Regions from separate parts of the Homo sapiens genome. Here region 1 is linked to region 2. The links are chromatin contacts, found by Hi-C or POLR2A ChIA-PET in ENCODE. All regions are on one chromosome and are shown on one strand. Each heading gives the region's core, a stretch centred on a gene start or an enhancer-like site at or near the end of the contact. The rest is flanking DNA. Distances are from core to core; before and after follow the strand shown.

Region 1 (2,926 bases), core at 323-2,822, 310 kb after region 2:
AACATGTCAATGTGCTTTCTGAAGACATCTCCAAAATTCCCAGATTTATTTTTATTAATATATAAATGCATTATCATAATTCCTAGTTTTCTATCACCACGATTGCAACAAAGCAATTATAAAGGTGCTCTTAGAGATACGTGCTGGGGTATGACATAAAAAACAGGAGCTGTCCTTCAAAAATTCTTAGAAATACTGGGAAAAGAGGTATATGAATATTTTAAGGGCAAAAGTTTGCAGTTTTGAAATATATATTCAAAATATATAAAAACGATCAGCAGTGCTTTAAAAATATGCCTTCATAAAATACAAAATATCTTCCTGGAGGAGAGTCGGAGAAGATGCAATGATTTTGAAACAAGAACACAGTACTTTTAGGAGACCATAACAGAATGTTTGAGTAGTGGGAGGACCGAGTTTTATTTTAAATTGAGAAATAGGAAATATGTATCTGCAAAAATGGAAAAAAATTGAAATGCCTGAGAATCAAAAGTTTTTCCTCCTTTTCTCGAAGGAAACGTTATACTGATGCTGGCAGTCTGAAAGTAGAATACAAACATGTGGCGTTACACACCTCCAGGAAGCTCCGTGCATATCACAGTCTCATGTATGGTGCTGCCAGGAGGAGAACACAGCGGGCACTATGTAGGTATTATCCCCAGGCATTTTAGAGGACTCTTTTTAACACACAAATTGGGAACACAGTAAAGAAAAAAGCATGGACTTTGTGGAGATCTGGGCTAATCATATATGAATTTTAGTTTCTTTCAGCTTTAAAGTGAGGATAATAAAACTTGTATCTCAAGATTCTTCCAGGTTGTCCTATGAGAGACTAAGGTTTAAAAGAACACCAGAATGCCCTCAACTTGAAAGAAAACTCATTAATGGACATAATGATGTTTACTTTGTCACTGAAAACGACATTACAAAAGAGGTAGCTGTGGTCACTGAAGTGTAGGTTTCCAGTCACCTGGGGCTAGCCACGACCCAGAGTTAAGACAGGGAAGTGGTATGGCCACTCCACCCAGACCCACGAGAATGCCTTTTACCCCAGCTTCTGTGTGTTTTGCTTTCTGTGGGTTGCTCCTACAACTTCATTCAAAGGGCTACCCTCAGGCTACTGTTACTACTTCTCTGCATTGCATGGAGAACTGGAAGCACCTGGGAGAGGATGACCTCCCAACCCTCACTCCAGGACAGACTCCTGTAGGAGTGTGAATGCCCGGCTGGCTGTGGGAGTGCCAGACGTCTCTGAGGTGGCATTTTGACTCCATGGTTCCTGTGGGATCACGGGGAGGCTGGGGCTTTGCCTGAAATCACATCCTTCCTTAGACTCTTCGCCTTCCCTGTCCTGTTGTCCCCCTGCTCTTACTGGTGATTTTTCTGAGAGTTTCTTTAATAAACCACTTGCACAAAAGTCCAAGAAAGTTAATTGTTTATGCAATTCAGAGATCACCTGCACTGGGAAATGAGGTTAAACTTGGCTTGAGCCCCAATTCCAAGTCTTGTAAAAGCAAAGTCTGCTGCTGTCTCTGCCTGCACCCAGACCCGCTCTGACATGCGTCTCTACTTCTGCTCTCACTCTCGTCATTTGCCTTTTCCTGTTGACAATTTCTACACTCTCAGTGACTTTTGAATTAGTGAAGAAAGTGAAGTAATAAATTTTATGTAATACCTCAAAAATAACCATAGTAAAATTATTGTAGACTAATTTTTTTTTTAAAAGGCTGCAGCCGATAAGAGAATTACAGAGCAAGAGAGCTAATAGCATCTGTTGGTAGGGAGCTATGTTCTCCACACAGCTTTGTTTTATCTATGAATATTGGTAAGTTGAAATTTATTAAATAGAGGGACATATTTTAAGTAAAGATAAAAGAACCCCAAACCAGTGCATAAGTGCATATTGTATATACCCTCATACATGTATATATGATATAATTGAACATGTTTACATATATATGCATACATTTATAAAGAAAACATTCCCAGATGTAAAGACAATTCTGGGTTTTGGAGTAATTGGTTATTTTAAATGTTTTCCTTTGTAATAAGGTACATTATACCTACAGTAAAGTGCATAAAGTATATCACTTAATTCGTTTCTTAACTATGTGACCCTCATGTCACCATCACTCAGATCAAGACATAAAACATCTGCAATCTGGAAGGCTCCCTGGTGCCTCAGTCAATACCAACACCTATGTGGCAGGCCAGGTCTTACTAACACCTGCCTCCATAACAACTGTTTCAGTACTGACTCAGTGGTTAAGTTAAATATTAAAAGCAAGTGCCCTTATACAAAAGCTGGAATGTAACAAAAGCCCAAACAAGAGTTTTGTCTAGGCCTTTCCTGGGCCTTAAAGCATGACAAAATAATGAAGGAATTCTTAACAGGACCCATTTAAGATGAAACAAGTTTTATTGGGCGGTTGAAGAAACTCCCCAGGACTCCACAAATAAGTTTATTGGGGGTCTAAAGGAATCCCCAAACCTCTGTGATTTAGCAAGAGACAAGATAAAGTTAATCACCCCAGGACCTGGACCCATTTAGATTAAGTAAATTTACCGAGGCTCCAGACGAAGGTGTTCTGGACTCAGAGTTTAGTTATAGACTAAAAGAAGTTAATCACTTATGTCTTTAGATAAATTCACACTTACACATACAGACATATAGCTTAGAAGGTATATAAGCTCCTGAAAACTTTGTAATTTTCAGCTGGTCTGGCAATAATTCCCAGGCCTTCTCCCTGTAACCAGTGGCAGAAATAAAAACTCTCTTCCTCCCCAGTTCATCTTCATCTCATTATTGGGCCACTAGAATAGCAGCCTGACCCTCAGTTTGGTCTGGGAACACCTACACTTCTTACTTGCTTGGCAATATAGAGTCTTCTGACTTTTACCATATAGGCGATTTTTTAACCTGTAG
Region 2 (3,228 bases), core at 252-2,751:
TGGTGGCTCATGCCTGTAATTCCAGCACTTTGGGAGGCAGAGGCGAGTGGATCACCTGAGGTCGGGAGTTCGAGACCAGCCTGGCCAACATGGTGAAACCCCGTCTCTACTAAAAATACAAAACTTAGCCAGGTGTGGTAGTGGGCACCTGTAATCCCAGCTACTCGAAAGGCTGAGACAAGAGAAACGCTTGAACCTGGGAGGTGGAGGTTGCGGTGAGCCAAGATTGTGCCATGGCACTCTAGCCTGAATGACAGAGCAAGACTCCATCTCAAAAAAAAAAAAGAAATATGTAGTTCTGAGCTGAGAGAAAGAAGTCATATCTATCCCAATGGTTATATGAATAATATAACCAGAATTTCTGACTAAAAAAACAGGTTGTTTTTGTGGTTCTCCAAGTAGATTCCCCATTTTTGGCTGGTAGTTTTCTCTTCCAACAGCCAACCTTTCATCACCTCTTCTTCCAGACCTGAGATTGCCTCAAGAGAACAAAGCTCCTGGTCTCACTATGGGGTGCTGAGGAGGTGTCGGTTAAATGACTACTAAGCGGCAAATCCCTCTTCTTGATACAAGAAAGAGTTTCCAGATTTATTATATTAAAGATCATTTTATGATCTTTACATTTATCATGATCATTTTATAATCATGATACGTTTATATACCCACATAAACGTACACATACATGCAGAGAACACCCCTAGAAACTACATTTAATAATCGAAAGAGAGATGGTCTAAAGGAAAGGGAAATGGAACAGGTGTTTACATTTAGGAGACAGAGATACACTGACTGTGTGTACTATGAGAATACATTATGTAAAAAGGGGAAAAGAAAGAATAACTTCTTAAAAGGCTTGCTTACCATACAGCCACACAGACTTCCTGTGGCTTCTCACAGATGGAGGTGATGCTGCAGTTGCTCATGCAGGATTTCTGGTTGTCACAGGTGGAAAATCTCACATCACAAAATTTACACAGTTGTGGAAACTTGACTGCACCGTTGTTGTCAGTGACTATCATGTCGTTATTAACTGAGGAGAGAGAAAGATATATTAAATGATTATCCAACTGCCAGGCAGCCTGCCAATGAATTCCTGAAGATGTTATGCAATTTCAAATGAACTTGATGTCATGAGAATGAATCTGAAGAAAGGCAAAATAATTCCTTCACATCAGATTAGAATTATCTGGTGTATGCAATTTGTAATAAAATCCATTGTACCGTGGTGAGGGGTGGTGAGGGGTTGGGGTGGTTGAGTAGCCATTTGCTTTTGTCAATGGTTGTCATAAGGTCCACTTTCTACAAAAATCTTATCATTCAATAAAGAAACCTAGATGGGCCCACTGCATAGTACGGAGTGCTGGGCCCACAAATAAAAGTACCCTTAAGGAAATTATAGTTTAGCTGGTGAATAAGACAGGAAACAGACCAAGTCAGGGTGACCCAAAATAGAGGGCAGCACAGAGGATGTGGGAGCCAGGCGAGCATCACCGCTCAGCTGGGCAGGGAGGCTATAACCTCACAGAGTCATGAAGTGCCACACCAAAGGAGGAACCGTTGCTGGAGGCACAAGATTTTGCCGCCATTTTCCTGACCTACTCCTGAAAGAGCTATAAGGGTCTTCTTTTCAAGGGACTAGTTCTACTGATCTCTCTCTGTGTTTGAGGCAAATCAATTGATTAACTAACACTTACTGAGTGCCTCCTAGACACAATCCCAAGCATTGGTGAGGCATTGGAGTTATGATCGCAGCAAATAAAAGCTGAATCCACCTCAGGATCTGCCTTCTGTACCTCTCCCTTATCACCACCATCACCAATCTCCTGCCCCCTTCTGGGAAGAAGCCAAGTTCATTCCCTCCTCAGGCCTTTCACTTGCTATTACCTTTGTTTAGCTTCCTGTCACTTTTCTGATCTCTGATCAAATGCCACCTCTTCATCCTATAGCAACTCTGTTTTATTTATTGTCTGCACAAACTATCTGCATCGCATACTTGCTAATAATCTATCCACAAAAATGTAAGCTCCATGAAACTTTCTCCACCTCACTTACCTACTATATCTCCAGTGCCAGGAAGAGAACCTTTCACATAGCAGGCATACAAAAATGTTTATTGGATAAATGAGTGAACACAGGATGAATACAAGGAGTCCATGTTTGGCCCTTGATGCCATGTAGGATAGGATACAGAACTTCTTCACTCAGATTAGAGAGGAATGTGATTATAAATGTGATATTCATTCACATTTATTCAATAAAATATGGAAGACAGACTATTCTTTGCAAAATACAGGCTGCAAACTAGGGGCAGTTCAAATAAAGGTGTAACACCCCATTCCCCATTTTCTTCCTCAATGAGATGGTGATGATGTTTAAGACATGAGTTTGGACAGTCAGTGAAGTATGACAAGGCTACTAGGCACTCAACCAGCAAACATGAATTAATACTTACATGCTAGACTAAGAAACATTAAGCACTTAGACCGCATGGGGTGCTGGAACAGTTGCTGGGCCACAGAAAGTTGTGAGGTACTTTTCCAAGGCATAACCCTTAGAGAGGCCTAAGAAAAGCCTCATGTTCCCTCCGCTCTTGCCTAGAGAGGAACACTTTCAATGCCTTTCCACAGTCACTCTCTGTCCTGTGAATTTTAGGATTCTGTCATAGATACTTTGCCCTGCAACTGTCTTTGTAGCTTGGGCATAGCACCTGTTTCCTGGGTCTCTAAAAATATAAACGTATATAAATTTAAGATTTGCTTTCTTGTGGTAACAGTAAATATAGAAGAAAAAAATAAAGCCATTCATCCCTCTCGGGCCTCAAGTTCATTTCAGGAAGTTTATTTTTAGGTAACAAGCTATTTTGAAATTCTCAGTGTCTCCCAGACCAAGAGCTCTATGCTTAGCTAAAAATATAGGCAGAAATACTCTCTGAACTGTGTGAAATTTGGGAGAAACACAACAATTAATATGTATTTTTTTCTAACATGGTTATACTTGGATCAATTTTTGAAACAACTAATAACACTTTAGGTTTCTTTAACATTGTTTAAAGCAAAAAAAAAGTGAAACCACGTTTTGTTTATTTCATACATACGTATTTTTTGTATAGAGTATGTTTTGGACAAGCATCTATTTGCTGATTAGGAAGGTTTGTTGTTTGTAAATATAAAACCAAATTTCCATTACTTGAAATTCAGTCTTCCAACATCTTAGGATTTTAGCTTAGAT

What was found. A loop is a pair of places that touch in the nucleus more often than their neighbours do. ChIA-PET counts read pairs that join two places held with the same protein, here RNA polymerase II (POLR2A). Pooled maps may share reads with other maps.
Region 1: a pooled map shows a loop between it and region 2 (2.1-fold over the local background). The contact joins two enhancer-like sites. A Hi-C loop is called at or near these places in 1 of 168 maps with a recorded cell type or tissue (endothelial cell of umbilical vein) and 11 of 50 pooled maps. POLR2A ChIA-PET finds 5 or more read pairs at or near these places in 8 of 52 experiments (CD4-positive, alpha-beta T cell, CD4-positive, alpha-beta memory T cell, MCF 10A and 5 more).

Annotation. Positions count from the first base shown.
Region 1 is chr3:30,331,022-30,333,947 of GRCh38, reverse strand. No RefSeq gene overlaps it. Among named protein-coding and RNA genes, the nearest start is that of LINC01985, 190 kb to the left of the region's middle. Within about 2 kb of position 1,572, at least 2 of the 41 ENCODE cell types and tissues checked have a DNase peak (open chromatin) inside an H3K27ac peak, as active enhancers do.
Region 2 is chr3:30,642,549-30,645,776 of GRCh38, reverse strand. TGFBR2 (transforming growth factor beta receptor 2) reads right to left here. Exons shown (of 7, transcript NM_003242.6): 2 at 862-1,030. Among named protein-coding and RNA genes, the nearest start is that of TGFBR2, 38 kb to the right of the region's middle. Within about 2 kb of position 1,501, at least 20 of the 41 ENCODE cell types and tissues checked have a DNase peak (open chromatin) inside an H3K27ac peak, as active enhancers do.